Linked DNA regions of Homo sapiens: region 2 is linked to region 1. A link is an interaction called in ENCODE POLR2A ChIA-PET data of the cell type or tissue named here. Cell type or tissue: PC-9. All regions are shown on one strand. Each heading gives the region's core, and the rest is flanking DNA. Links, peaks and the distances in the headings are about the cores only. Region 1 holds the start of SCLY (selenocysteine lyase). Region 2 overlaps RAMP1 (receptor activity modifying protein 1).

Region 1 (8,039 bases), core at 3,278-5,777:
GACAGCAAAGGTCACGGGGCTCCCCCGGAAGTGAAAGTGCGGGGATCCGCCGGCCCAGGAGACGCGGCTTCTAGCGCCCGGTTCCCGGGAAGCTCTGTGACGCGCTAAGCCCCGCCCCCACCCGTCACCTGACCCAGCGCAGCCTCGCCTCCCCGCTGGGGGCTCGGCGGCCCTCTGAAGCGGGTGGATTGGCTGGGGTGCTTCGCTCAGCCAATCCGGACGCGCCCGGGCGTCGCGGCCCCGCCTCCTCCCCGGCGCTCTGGGCCCGTAGCGCTCCGCGGGAAGGAGGCTGGATGCCCGGCAGCAGTGGGGCGGGGATGGAGGCGGCCGTGGCGCCGGGGAGGGATGCGCCGGCACCCGCGGCGAGTCAGCCCAGCGGCTGCGGGAAACACAACTCGCCGGAGAGGTGCGCGCCTTTAGGGCAGGGCTGGGGAGCGGCCGGCGCCTGTCGCCGATTGTCCCGCGCGGGAGGACGAAGGGGGCTCCCGGCCTGTGGCCGCTCTCGCGTGGGGCGTCCCGCGCGGGGATGTCCGCGAGGTCGGCCTAAGTCAGGGATGCGAGCTTCAAGGAGGAGCGGGTGCGAGCTGTGGCCCCGCAAGGGCCCACGGAGAGGTGACTTTGGGGCCGAAACCCGAGTGACTTCCAGGGGTGAGGTTTGCAGGTTCTGGGGAAGCAGAGCCTGCCAGGAAGAGGGCACAGCAGATGCGAAGGGCAGGGGACTTGCCGGAGGTGAACCGGCAGAGCCCCTGAGCCCGGGAAGAACTTTGGGGTTCATTCGGAGCCTTATGGGGCCTCGGAAGTTGATCACGGGGCGATGCAATTTAAGTGTTTTGAAGGAGTCCTTCTGGCTGCTTCCTAGAAAGTAGGGGCGCGGGTAGGCATGGGACGAGAGGAAGCCGGGAAGCCAGTTGGGGATCTTGTAACAACCTAGGAGAGAGATGTGGTGTGCGCCCAGAAACGGATGCGTTGGTAGGAAGCTGGTGCACTGGGGCAGGTGAAAGGGAATCAAGGGTTCTCCCAGACTGCTGGCCCAGCTGCAGGAAACGGGATGGCCACCGCTGAGAAGCGCGGAGACCCGAAGCACGTGGTATCCATACTAGTTAAGTCCGAGAAGAGCAGGAGGCAGGGGTATGCATTTTCTGGTTTGTGTGTCTTCTTTCCAGACCCCTCTTTTTCCTTTTTGTGAGCTCATTCGCTACCCATGCTTAGAATATGAGGGGGTCCAGGCCTAAAGCACACACATTTGGCATTCTACCTTGGTTGGAACAAAGTGAAGGGATCTGGGAAAATATCCCCTAGGGAATCAGTGGAGCGAGATTCCCAAGATTTTTTATTTTTTGGTTATGAAGCTAACAAAGTTGAGCCTGCTCATCCAATACTGATAGCATTTTAAGGAAGCAGCAAATAATGAAGCAAAGGAATGTGTAAAGTATTAATCTGAACAAAATAGATTTGTTCAGCCCAGCAGCAGATTGAAGAGCTACAGTCGCTCAACAAACACTAGCTAGCCTAAGGTACTTTGGATGCTTATTTATAGGAAAGAAAAACAGATATAAGGGCACATGCAAAGTCAAGCCGGGCTGGGGGATTCCTAGGACTATTAATACTAGTACCAGAGTGGTAAAGGATGGCGAGTCAAACTTGTCAAAGCCTTGTACCTATTGAGTGATTTTTTTTTTTTTTTTTAATTGAGATGGAGTCTCACTCTGTCACCCAGGCTGGAGTGCAGTGGTGCAGTCTTGGCTCACTGCAACATCCACTGCCCGGGTTCAAACGATTCTCCTGTCTCAGCCTCCCAAGTAGCTGGGATTACAGGCACGTGCCACCACGTCCAGCTAATTTTATTGTATTTTTAGTAGAGATGGGGTTTCGCCGTGTTGGCCAGGCTGACCTTGAACTCCTGACCTCAGGTGATCTGCCCGCCTTGGCCTCCCAAAGTGCCGGGATTACAGGCGTGAGCCACAGGGCACAGCCTGTTGAGTGATTTTGAACAGAAAAGATGCTTCATTTCAACTAATGCACATTCTGTCCACACTCAGTGGCTTAACAGCCACAGTTAGTCATTGTATCTGGGTTTTCATGTGGATTGGTGTAAGCACTGTTTATTTAAAAACTAGATAAATTAATATCAGGCAGGACTACTACTACACATTTTTCTAAAGGCTTTCGAAGGTTTTGGATATTAGTAAAAAGATATACAGATAAATTTTACTTAGTGAGGGATCTTTCAGGGAATTTGTACTTTCTGTGGCATTTATTTTGTCATCTTATAAAAATCAGGCCCCTGTTGTGTGGCAACCATGGGCTTCAACATTGGTGACAGGGCAGTGAGAAAAACAGAGCCCCCATGCCCATGGAGCCATACTTCTGTTACTCTATTAAGGTAGACAGTAAGGGAACAAGTCTGGTATGTCAGATGATGATGCTGCCCAGAAAGGAAGGCGGGAAGGGGACCTGGAGGCTGGGGAGGTAGGGACATAGGTGGCTGCAGTTTTGTGGGTTTGTTTTTTTTGTTGTTGTTTTTTTTTTTTTTGAGACGGACTCTCACTCTGTTGCCCAGGCTAGAGTGCAGTGATATGATCTCGGCTCACAGCAACCTCTGCCTCCTGGGTTCAAGCAATTCTTCTGCCCCAGCCTCCCTAGTAGGGCTAATGTTTGCATTTTTAGTAGAGATGGAGTTTCACCATGTTGGCCAGGCTGGTCTCAAACTCCTAACCTCAAGTGATCCACCTGCCTTGACCTCCCAAAGTGCTGGGATTATAGGCGTGAGCCACCGCGCCCAGCCAGCTGTAGTTTTAAGCAGAGCTGCAGGGCAGGGGGTCTCACAAGAGGACTAAGTTGGAACAAAGACCTAAAAAAGTAAGGTGGGGGCAGGGCATGTAGTCTTTCTGGGCAAAGAAACTGAAAGTGCAAGGTCTGGGGCCAAAGTTCACCTGCCCCAGGGAGAAGCCCAGGTCACTAGGAGCCCCACAGGCCATCGCAAAAATGAGTGTGGGGAAATAAGGCGAACCTCTGATGAAGTTAAAACAGCAGACAGGAAAGTTCCCTTGGGGAATGTGCAGCTGTTCCCCTCCTTCCATAAGGAAGAGGCCAGTGATCTGCCCTTTACAGCAGTCAGATGGGTAATCTGGGCCCAACAGACCATTAATCCTACCAAGGGGTAGAAAGAGTGTTTGTTATTAGAGACTGGGTCTGGCTGTGTTGCCCGGGCTGGAGTGCAGTGGCTATTCATAGGCACCATCATAGCTCACTGCAGCCTCAAACTTCTGGCCTCAAGAGGTCATTCCGCCTCAGCCTCCCACATGGCTGGACTACAGGCACAATCCACTGTGCCTTGCTAGAAAGAAATTTTGAAAACCGAAATGAAAATCCAAGTCCTATCAATTATAAAAGAAATTGACAAAAACTAGAGTCTTAGAAATTATGCATGCATTTTCCATAAGTAGTGTAGATCTGTAGATTCCCAAGTGCAGCTTGTGGATGCCTGCAGTGCTTATGCAGAGGATCACCATGCCCTTGACATTATTTGCTCCTGCCGATGGGATAGACACAGAGCAGCCATATTTCCCATATGCCATCTCCTTTTCCTTAATGGGTGTCTTTGCTTTCTTTCCTTCAGGAAAGTTTATATGGACTATAATGCAACGACTCCCCTGGAGCCAGAAGTTATCCAGGCCATGACCAAGGCCATGTGGGAAGCCTGGGGAAATCCCAGCAGCCCGTATTCAGCAGGTAATTCTAGAAGATGCACGTGTTCACTGATGGGAGATAATGGGGATGGGGCGCTCTTAGAGAAATTGCACACCCACACGTGACGGCTTTGTTTTGAATAGGTTTCTGTTAGCTGCAATTCTTGAGCTGTAATTTTTGATAGTTTCTTTTCTGGGAAGGCCCCATTTGTAAGCTGAGCCTTGTCGATACTGTAATCTTTAACCTTTAATGTTTAATCTTTAACATGCTGTCCTGTCACCCTTTCCCAGATGAGAAAGGTGTCTACTGAGAGTTCCTTGAAGTAGCAGTCAGTACCTGTGGAGCACTTCACAGATCTAGCTCAGTCAATCCTTACAGAATTTGCAAAATATGTCTTTTAGGTCATCAGGATAACATATAATCCTGGCCCTTTTTAAAGATGAAAATTACTTTTTCATTAATTACTTTAGTTATGAATATTCTTATTTGTTTCCAATTTATTCTTATTGTAATGTAGACCATTAAATTGGAGGTTTTGGAGAAGAATTTGCTTCAAGTCAGTTATATGACAGAGTTACATTCTGTTTTTCAGACAGATGAGCAAGCTAAAGTCTTACCTTTCTTATTTCATGTTTATGAGAGATAATTAAGATAAACTGTGTTAACTGTGGATGATGATGAACTAAATTAACTTCAAACAGAATATTGCCAGGCCATACGATTTAGTAACACTTGCGTACAATTTACAGGTTTAATACGTTCTCCTATCCATTTGCTTATTAAACGTTTCACGGCAACTTAATAACAAAGCCCTTCAGCTCAGATACTAGTCATTCATTAACTTATTTGTTGGCTTATTTGTTGGTCTATTCTGGCTAATCTTCTGCACATTGCCTCGTATCCAGTCTCTCCTCTAGTAAAATTGAAATTTCTGACGTATTAGACTTGAAAATATGGAGAATAATTAAATGCCGATGACAGGCATTGTCTCATGAAAAAGTCTGGGAATCGCTCTCAGGGAGAAATCATGTTCTGGACCTGAATGAAGCCTGGCAGTGGCTTTTAGGTTTCCTTGATAGCCTTTGTTTCCACAAATTAAGAACCATAAACTCAAAAGTGTTGCAGTTCACTTTGTGTTGCTACTCAGATCGAAATGCAAAAGAAAAAAAATCAATTTATAGAGTGGTTTAATTATTTTCACAATATTGTTATTTAAACTAATAATATTTTATTTTATTATTATTATTATTATTATTATTATTATTTTGAGATTGAGTCTCGCTCTCGCCCAGGCTGGAGTGCAGTGGTGCAATCTCGGGTCAATGCAACCTCCGCCTCCCGGATTCAAGCGATTCTTCTGCCTCAGCCTCCCAAGTAGCTGGGACTAGAGGCACGCGCCACCATGCCTGGCTAATTTTTGTATTTTTAGTAGAGACGGGGTTTCACCATCTTGGCCAGGCTGGTCTTGAACTCCTGACCTTGTGATCCACCCACCTCGGCCTCCCACAGTGCTGGGATTACAGGTGTGAGCCACCATGCCCAGCCTAAATATTATCTAAAGCCTTTGAGGGAAATTTATTTTAAGGAATATGTTGAGGATGTGGGGATTTTACATACCTAAGATATTTATCACAGTCTTGCTTATAATAGCAAAACAAACAAAAACCCTGAAAATAAGCTCAGCATTCATGAATTTTTATGAAAAATAAACTATCTTCGGCAAAACAAGAAACCTAGTGAGCATTGCACTGTTGTGCATGTGGAAGTCTCTTTACTGCCTGTTGCTGGAAGATAGCTGGCGCTCATACCTCCCCGTCCAGCCCACTGCAGTCACATCATAGTGACGGAAGCCTCTGGAAGGTTCACCATATACCTGTGAGAAAAGGAGCGTGAAAAAGGCAGTTCTTCTCTTAGTATCATCATGAAAACAGTTTTGACTTTGTGGACCTCCTGAGAGGGCCTTGGGGTTTTGGAAACCGCTGACGTAAGCAGCACTGACTGAGCACCAGCTGTGTACTCAGCACCCTGTTGGGGGAGGGATGAAGCACGGTGCCCAAAATGTATTTGGGTTTTCGAGGCATTACTTTGTCCACTATGTGGAGAATGGACCCTGGTGGGGGCCTGCTAGGAGAACATCACAGCAGTGGCCTTGGCTTGGTTGGTGGCTGGGCGGTGGAGAGGCAGAGTCAGGTTTGGAACATCGTTTGAACACAGAGCCTACAGCATTTGCTGGTGGATTAATTGGCGGGGAATGAAAAGGGAAAGAGCCCACGCTTTTGCCCTGGGCTGCTGAGGGATGGAGTTGCCATTTCCTGAGTGTATTAGTCTGTTCTCATGCTGCTAATGAAGATGTACCTGAGACTGGGTAATTTATAAAGGAAAGAGGTTTAATTGACTCACAGTTTCCCATGGCTGGGGAGGCCCCACAATCACGGAGGAAGGCGAAAGAGGAGCAAAGTCACATCTTACATGGCAGCAGAGAAGAGTGTGCGTGCAGGGGAGCTCCCCTTTATAAAACCATCAGATTTCATGAGACTGATTCACTATCACGAGACTAGCATGGGAAAGACCTGCCGCCATGATTCAGTTACCTCCCACCGGGTCCCTCTGATGACGTGGGAATTATGGGAGCTACAATTCAAGATGAGATTTGGGTGGGGACACAGCCAAACCATTATCACTGAGAGAGGGAAGGCTGAGAGTGAGGGTGACAGTTTATTACGGTGACTTTTAGTGTCACCAAGAAAAATGATGGAGTTTTCCTAAACACCACTTAGGTGTTTAGGAAACTACTACTAAAACTGACATCTATACAGTAGCGTTAAGGAGCAGCAGAATTACTTTGCATATTTATTTTACCTCAGCTTTTTATATTTCTCTTTTTTATGATGTTTCGTAATAGTATATGTTTTAGCGGTGCCTGCTCAATTTTTTCTTATTTTTAAATAAGACTGAATGGTCAAAAAAGTTTGGGGACTCCTGGTGTGTACACTAAGAATGGTCACTGAAACTTTCGGCATTCCCATGCCAGAGCCTTTCCTTCTTTGCCCCATCAAGCATGGTTGCTGTGTTTTCCTTCTAGCCAGTGAAACTGGGTGATGGCCGGATGCATAGCCCTGTTTGAAAGCAGGTGTGTCCCTGAGACAGTAACCTTTGTAGCCCAGGTACCCTGTGGGCGACATGCAAAATGAGATATGGCACTGGACTTCGCGTCGAGTCATGAGTTCTGTTTTTGCTTATTTTTGTTGTTTGCAACTCATTCCATCCTTTCATTCTCCTCTCTTGATGAATGGGAAGCAAGGCAGATGGCCACAGCTGCCCTCCCTCTAGCATCCAGTAAGAAGAAAGCCACATCTTGGGGGACGTCCAGGTTCATAGCCAGACTCCCTTACTTGTTTCTGGGTCTCATGGAGTTAATAACTCTCAGTTTGGTCCCTGGTTCGCTGCTGTCTCGGCCGCCCCTTTGCCGGGTTGTGTCTAGGTTGTAGCATTTTGCTGTGCTCACATTAAGGGGCCAGGTTTTGTCTTAGAACGGCCCACGCAGACCTCTTATTCCTTTGTATTTGGTTGTCCTTTTAGATGCGTTGATTGAGCTTGGTGAAGCAATGTTAATGAATTTCCTTTTTGGTCCCTCAAGGAAGAAAGGCCAAGGATATTATAAATGCAGCTCGGGAAAGCCTCGCGAAGATGATAGGGGGGAAACCTCAAGATATAATCTTCACTTCCGGGGGCACTGAGGTAAAGCTTCTGAACACACTCACATTCTGTTAACTGTAAGTTATAATAAAATACACAGAAAGTGATTTCCTTTTGCTACATTTTCATTTAAAGAAAGAGTAGGCCAAGTGTGGTGGCTCATGCCTGTAATCCCAGTACTTTGGGAGGCCAAGGCAGGAGGGTTGGTTGAGCCCAGGAGTTTGCGACCTCCCTGAGCAACATAGGGAAAGTCCATCTCTACAAAAAAAAAAAAAATTAGCTGGGCGTGGTGGTGTACACCTGTAGTCCCAGCTACTAGGGAAGCTGAGGTGGCAGAATCATTTGAACCCAGGAATTCAAGGCTGCAGTGAGCTATGATCACGCTGTTGCACTCCATCCTGGGCAAGAGAGTGAGACCCTGTCTCAGAAAGAAAGAGAGTAATGTGTGGTCTTGCTATATTGCATACTAGCTCGAGATAATTAGTATATATCCTTTAAGTAAATTCCAGGTAGCCGATAGGATTTTTGTAATGTAATATGTAAAGTAACCTGCTTTGCATTGTTATTTCCATAAAGGTTTCCCCGTCATTGTTGCCCTGGAATCAGTCCTTTTCATCCCTAATTGATAGATATTTAAGGACTTTCCAAGGTTT
Region 2 (6,929 bases), core at 3,048-5,547, 180 kb before region 1:
AAATGCTCGGTTGATTTAAGAGGGAAGGGGACACGCCTATTCCACCCCACCCTGTATGGCTTCAGGGTCTGAGTGCCATCTTGGGCAGGGGAAAGGTGTCCTCGGGGAAGATGCCAGAGGATGGGGCCACAGCCTTCCCAGCATCTGAGGTCACTGGGCCCCAGAGAACCAGACTTCACTTCCATACCAGCTGGGATGCCTCCGTCCCTCTGCCCTAAAGCTTCCAGGTTTGTAAATACTGACCATGGTAGCCTCAGGTCACCTCAGCTTTGGTTACCCGAGGCTGTCACTGCGGACCCTGCCCTGCCCTGCCGACCCCATGCTGGGCAATCATGGGCCCTCCCCCAGCCCAAGGAGCTGCTCAGAGGACGGGGCTCCAGGCCCCAGGGAGTGGGGCTGCAGCCCAGCGTGGTAGTTGGGGGACGCAAGACAAATGTCTGCAGTGCCTGCTGTGGTACGGCGGCTCAGCATGGCCAGCGCCAGGCATGACGCTCTGGGTCCACACGACGTTGGGCAGGGTGCACCAACACTTTGGGGTCCTTCCCAGCCTGCTGCATTTCCCTCCTGCTGCCTTCTTTGTGTCTCCTGCTAAAAGAGTCAAGTCAGGAAATTCTTCAGAACTCAGCAGCAACATGGGAACAGCTGCTTGTATTTTGAATTTCAGCAGGAACTGAGAGGGAGGCTTCTTCTGAAATCACGAGGGCTGTCTGGGCCAAGGGCAGGGTGTCCTCCTGGATTTCTGCTGAGCTCGACCCCCACGAGGTCTCGGGATGGGCTGTTCACAGAGCCCTGCCCGCCGCCTGCCCCTGCCCGGAGGCCTGGCCCTGGAGCCCACCCACCTCCCTGAGGCCTGTCGTGAGCATCAGGAGCTCCCAGTACAGCATCTGGGGCTGCCTCGGTGCCCTCGTGGGTTTGTTCATGGCGGTGTCCGCCCTGGAACTTGCCACATGCCCACGAGCACTGGGACCCCTCTGTGCTCTCCCTGGTGGCTGTGGTGCTGTCATCCCTGTGTGTGCTGGTGGAATAGCGTGGGCTCCACGGAAAGGCCCTCAGGCGTGGACAGGACAGATGGCAGTGCCCAGCACAGCCAGGTCTCAGAGGATCCAAAGGCGAGCATTGCCCAGGCCGAGGCCGCCCTCCCTGCCTACTGACCTCCCTGCCCACCGCCACACCATCGCTCCTGCCGTGCCCCTCTCTGTGTGTCTGCACCAGGCGTGAAGCCAGTTCTTGTGAGGAAAGCCCTGGCTAGATGTCTGTTCCCCCACCCTCTGCCCCCCCTGGGTGGGAGAATCTTTCCAGGCATCTCCAGAGCACACCCCAGGGGCACGGAAACCCGGCTGCTGACCCCTGACCTCCTGGGGCCTTCAGCACTAATGGCCAGCCCCGCGGGAGGCAGAGGAGCAGGAAGAGCCCCTGGGAGCCGGGTCCTCGAAGACTCCAGGCTATGGCTTACAGAGGAGAAGGGGGCAGAGGAGGAGAGAAGGAGGTGGCTGTGCCAGGAAAGACATGCAGCTCGCGCAGTGACACCAGTCTGGCTCCCCTGAGGACGCCACTCCTGTGGCCTGCGCAGGCATCAGCCGGGGTGCCGGGTCCCCATGGGGACGAGCTGTAGACACAGCTGTCCAGGGCTGGGCAGAGTGGGGCAGTGGCTGGGGATATGCCGGCCCTGCCCAGGCCGCCCCACGGGGGTGTCGTTCCACCTTCCTGTAGTCTCCTTGGCGCGCGTGACCGTGGTTGTGCAGGGAGCGCCTTCTGCTGGTTTTCAGCACTGGAGAAATAAACCAGGGCTCAGAGTCCTTGGCAGCCGCCCCTGGAATGTGTTCAGGTCAGGGGTTGCCTCACTTAACGTGCGCGCCATGGTGGGTTCTGATGAGGATCCCCAGAGGATCTGATGACACCTGCCTGCTGGGCTGGGGGGCTCTGGAATGGGGAGGAGGAGCCCCATTTCCCTTCTCAGAAAGCTCCAGGAGAAATGCATCTGTGAGGACCCACAGAGAGGAGCCCTCGTGTTGGGGGAGCTTGGAGGCTGGGGCTGGAGCGGGCGACTGCTGGCCTCACCCCTCCACACCCAGGGACCACCTTGTCATCCTCAGCACATCTTTTTCGGAAGTCTTCTGGCCCTGGGGGAAGGCACAGATGGAGAGACCTTCCCCAGACCCTGTGGTGACTTAGCGCGGAGCGTGGCACTGAGCCCACCATGGCGTCTTTCCCATCAGGTGATTAACTGCCTGGTTTCACATCCTCCTGAGTATGGGGATGAAATCAGGCCTGTGCGTCAACGCGAAAGGTCAGACATGCGGTGACGCTAACCAGATCCCGGCAGTGAGTGAAAGGGTGGGCAGGTGGAACACGTCTGGTGGCGGGGGCTCGTCGTAGCTCAGCATCCACCCCCGCCTCCCCTGTGGACACTCGACTACAGCAGCCACACCCCCAGAAAGCCCTAGAACCATCCAGGCTGTGCAGACGGGACTTGGCTGTCCTGGGACACAGGCCAGTTTGTGCACACAGGGCTTCACTGAGCCCCGAAGGCGGCCTCCTGGGCTGCCCATGGGGAAGGGGTGGGGGTGGGGTGGGGGAGAGAGGATGAAGATGTGCCCTTGTGTGTGACACCTCTGGCTGTGGGTCCTGTGTGGGGAGGGCAGTGGGTAGAGGACAGAGCAGATGTCCCCTCCTAATGCTGACCTTCACTCCAGCCCCCAGGCTGGGCCATGGCATCTCCCAGGATCTATCCATTCATCACTCAGATGGTAGACATCTCCCAGGCACAGGCAGGGCCAGCAGCATTCTCAGTCCCCTGTGGGAGGGCCTCCAGGGAGCAGTGGCACCTCACAGCCTTCCCTGTGCATAGTTCGAGGACACCGAGTATCTTGCGGGACCTAAGCACAGGGTGCCCTTTGGGATGCGTCTTGGGACAGGCCTTGGGTCTGAGTCCACTCTTGTTTCAGCTTCTTGTCTCAATCAAAAAATGGAGAATGCACTTTCTGAAAAAGAGACTGAGTTTACCCTCACTGCCCAGGCAGTGGAGGCCGCCTCACTCTAGGGCAGGCCACACTGGCACGCTGTGGTTCCCTACTCCTGCTCGAGTTAAAGCCATTTCCTGGTTTTTGCTATTATAAATGATGGAGCTGGGCACAGTGGCTCACACCTGCAATCCCAGCACTTTGGGAGACCAAGGCATGTGGATCACTTGAGCCCAGGAGTTCGAGACCAGCCTGGGCAACATGGCGAAACCAGGTATCTACAAAAAATGTAAACATTAGCTGAGTGTAATGGGCGCACCTGTAGTCCTAGGGAGGCTGAAGTGGGAGGATCGCCTCGGCCCAGGAGGTTGAGGTTGTGCCACTCCATTCCAGCCCAGGTGACAAAGTGAGACCTTGTCTGAAATAAATGACAACACTATAAGAACTTGTGTACATATATCCTTTGTTTTTTTAAAAAAGATTTTGTTGTTAGACATTCCTGGGAGAAATAATTCATGCAAGTAGGCTTACTGTAGCATGTACCATGAACATTCTGTGGTTCTGGGGGGTTTTTTTTTGAGACAGAATCCTGCTGTGTCGCCCAGGCTGGAGTGCAGTGGCACAATCTCGGCTCACTGCAACTTCTGGCTTCTGGGTTCAAGCGATTCTCCTGCCTCAGCCTCCCGAGTAGCTGGGATTACAGGTGCCTGCCACCATGCCTAGCTAATTTTTTGTATTTTTAGTAGAGACAGGGTTTCACTATGTTGGCCAGGCTGGTCTCAAACTCCTGATCTCAGGTGATCCACCTCCGCCTCTCAAAGTGCTGGAATTACAGGCGTGAGCCACCACGCCCGGCCCATTCTGTGGTTCTTGATAGATTTTTGCCAGTTGTTCCTCTAAAGAATTTTACTAATTTATAATTCTATCAGCAACATATGAAAATGCCTAGTTCCTCATAGGCTCGTGAGTATTGAGTTTGTAGGGATTTTATTTTTGCAGGTCAAAGGAGATTTCCTCTGTAGTTTTAGTTTGCATGTCTTTGGCAATTAGGAAAGTTGAACTGGTCTCTGACAGTTATTTGGAATTTGTTTTTTCTCAAGTGCAAGTTACGTCACCATGACCTTTCCTATTTGTCCTGTGAGTCATTGCCCTTTTTTCCTTTTTTTAAGACTTTATTTTTTAGAGCAGTTTTAGGTTCACAGCAAAATTGAGAGGAAGGTACAGAGATTTCCCATATGCCCATTGGAGGTATTTTTAATCTTCTTTTACAAATTCTTTTTTTTGTTTGTTTGTTTTGAGACGGAGTCTCCCTCTCTTGCCCAGGCTGGAGTGCAGCGGCACAATCTTGGCTCACTGCAACCCCTGCCTCCCGGGTTCAAGTGATTCTCCTACCTCAGCCTCCTGAGTAGCTGGAACTACAGGCACCCGCCACCACGCCCAGCTAATTTTTTGTATTTTTAATAGAGACGGGGTTTCACCATGTTGGCCAGGCTGGTCTCGAACTCCTGACCTCAAGTGATCCATCCGCCTCGGCCTCCCAAGATTACAGGCATGAGCCACTTTGCCCGGCCATAGATTCTTGAAGAATATATATATTAACTATTTGCCATTGTGCTCTAAATATTTTCTTGTTTCGTTTGTGTGTCTTTTGATGTTCATTTTCCACACTGTCGTTCATTAGCTAATCTGTGAACACATGGATGCTCCCATTCACCCCTCATCAGTCAGTGACCGTGTGACCTCCGCACAGCTGTAACTGTCCACAGACTCTGTCGTCTCAATTGTGAGAGTCATATGCCCACAAGATTATGTTCTGTGTCTTTGTAGTTGTTCTGTGTTTTGAAATGATATGTATCTTCTTAACACAGTGGATGGACAGAAATGTATTTCCTTCCCACCTCAATTATCCTAACAGAATTTGTTAAATAATGTCGCCAACCTCCATTGTTTTGTGTTGCTTAATTTAACACATAATAGCTTCCTATGTGCATTAGAGTCTATTTGAAATAATTTTTACTTATATTCTGGGGTCGTACCACGCCATTTAAATTACCACAACTTTACAATATTTCCTACAATTTAGAAGGCCTCTCCTACCATGTTTCATTTTCATTATATTTTACATTATGTTTTGCATGCTTTGATATATTTTCTGCCTATTTTTCCAAAAGAACTTAAGAATCATGTTGCTAAATTCCATAAAAAGTCATTGCAGCCCCGACCTCCTGGGCTCAAGCAATCCTCCCACCTCAGCCTCCCAAATAGCTGGAACTACAGGCATGTGCCACCACACCCAGCTAATTTTTATTTTTTTGTAGAGATGAGGTCTCCCTATGTTACCCAGGCAGGTCTTGAATTCTGGGCTAACGCAATCCTCCTGCCTGAGCCTCCCAAAGTGCTGGGATTACAGTTTGATGGGTTGTTACCTGATACTGCTTTTTAGCGAATAGTAGGAAAACTACCATGGACCTTGGGGACCAAGCATGCAGTGCCAAGTGGGGCCCGCCTGCAGAAACCCCGCCGGCTGCGTCCCTCCTTCAGCGCTGTGAGCCTCTGCGGCCTCCCCAGTAAAATGGGTATAGAAAGTGATGAATAAGGAAGCTCCGGATTTTCCTCTTTGTGTTTCCTTAATCAGGTTTTAGGGTTAGGACCACGTTTGCCTAATGGGATAGACATGCTAGCCCACCATTAGAATCAAGGGTGGGAAATAATTTTTTTTTTTTTTTGAGACAGAGTCTCACTGTGTCACCCAGGCTGGAGTCCAGTGGTGTGATCTTGGCTCACTGCAACCTCCACCTCCTGGGTTCAAGTGATCCTCCTGCCTCAGCCTCCTGAGTAGCTGGGACTACAGGCACTCACCACCACGCCTGGCTAATTTTTGTATTTTTGGTAGAAATGGGGTTTCACTGTGTTTCCCAGGCTGGTCTCAAACTCCTGGGCTCAAGTGATCCACCCGCCTCGGCCTCCCAAAGTGCTGGGATTACAGGCATGAGCCACTGCACCGAGCCAGAAATAATTTGTGATGTGAGAATTACTTATTTCTTAGAAGTTTGAATGAATTCATCACTAACACCATCAAACCTCAGTAATTTGGGGGATTTCCTTCTCCAGTTACTTCCTCCACTATTGATTTATTTTGACTTTCTAGCTCTTGTTTTAACGGTTATCTTCATCTGTGTTTATTTGGTCTATGTCCTTCAGATTTCTCAGTTAACTGAAACATGCTGCATAGTATTCCTTTACGTGTTTAATATCCCTTAGACTCAAGCTTATGCCTCCACTTTTGTTTTTGCTGTGTTTCTTCTTTCCCCTTTTTTTCTTTGTTTAGATGCTATTTCATTCATCAAAAGGAACTGAGAGGCCACTGTTTAATGAACCGCACATGCCCAGTTTTGTAGTCTTTAGAAAATAGGCCACACTTTGCATCACCGTGTCTTTTCTCAGTTTTTTTGCTTTAACTTTTACCACTCACTTCCCCCCTTTTCCCTTTCTTAAAATTGTTTCTTTCCTAAGATATGATTTCAATCCTTAGTTCATCATTTTTCTCACTTTTCTTGAAAATAATAAAGACATTTAAGGCTGTGATGTGTTTCTCTAAGGACTTTCCTCATTCATCACTTTCTATAGGTTTTGATATGTCAGTTTTTTTCATTGTATTCTCTTTTTTTTTTTTTGAGACGGAGTCTCACTCTGTCACCCAGAGTGAGGGTGCAGTGGCATGGTCTCGGCTCACTGCAAGCTCCGCCTCCCGGGTTCACGCCATTCTTCTGCCTCAGACTCCTGAGTAGCTGGGACTACAGGCGCCCGCCACCACGCCCGGCTGATTTTTTGTATTTTTAGTAGAGACAGGGTTTCACCGTGTTAGCCAGGATGGTCTCGATCTCCTGACCTCGTGATCCGCCTGCCTCGGCCTCCCAAAGTGCTGGGATTACAGGCGTGAGCCACCGCGCCCAGCCCATTGTATTTTCT

Evidence for each region. ChIA-PET counts read pairs that join two places held together with the same protein. Peaks named below come from ENCODE experiments on the same cell type or tissue, not always from the same donor. Only the 100,000 strongest peaks of a DNase experiment are listed, where the experiment ranks them.
Region 2: POLR2A ChIA-PET joins it to region 1 with 6 read pairs; 2 of 35 experiments call an interaction of 5 or more read pairs at or near these places.

Annotation. Positions count from the first base shown.
Region 1 is chr2:238,060,738-238,068,776 of GRCh38, forward strand. SCLY (selenocysteine lyase) reads left to right here and starts at 264. Exons shown (of 12, transcript NM_016510.7): 1 at 264-406; 2 at 3,620-3,732; 3 at 7,328-7,428. The coding sequence starts at 318. It overlaps UBE2F-SCLY (UBE2F-SCLY readthrough (NMD candidate)), which reads left to right. Exons shown (of 19, transcript NR_037904.1): 9 at 3,620-3,732; 10 at 7,328-7,428. RefSeq lists a silencer at 24-473. In PC-9, for the core only: no CTCF peak of the experiment used is centred there; no DNase peak of the experiment used is centred there.
Region 2 is chr2:237,884,534-237,891,462 of GRCh38, forward strand. The region is part of intron 2 of RAMP1 (receptor activity modifying protein 1); the gene reads left to right. Among named protein-coding and RNA genes, the nearest start is that of RAMP1, 28 kb to the left of the region's middle. RefSeq lists a silencer at 4,611-4,811. In PC-9, for the core only: no CTCF peak of the experiment used is centred there; a DNase peak (open chromatin) is centred at 4,078; H3K27ac peaks cover 1,296 bases.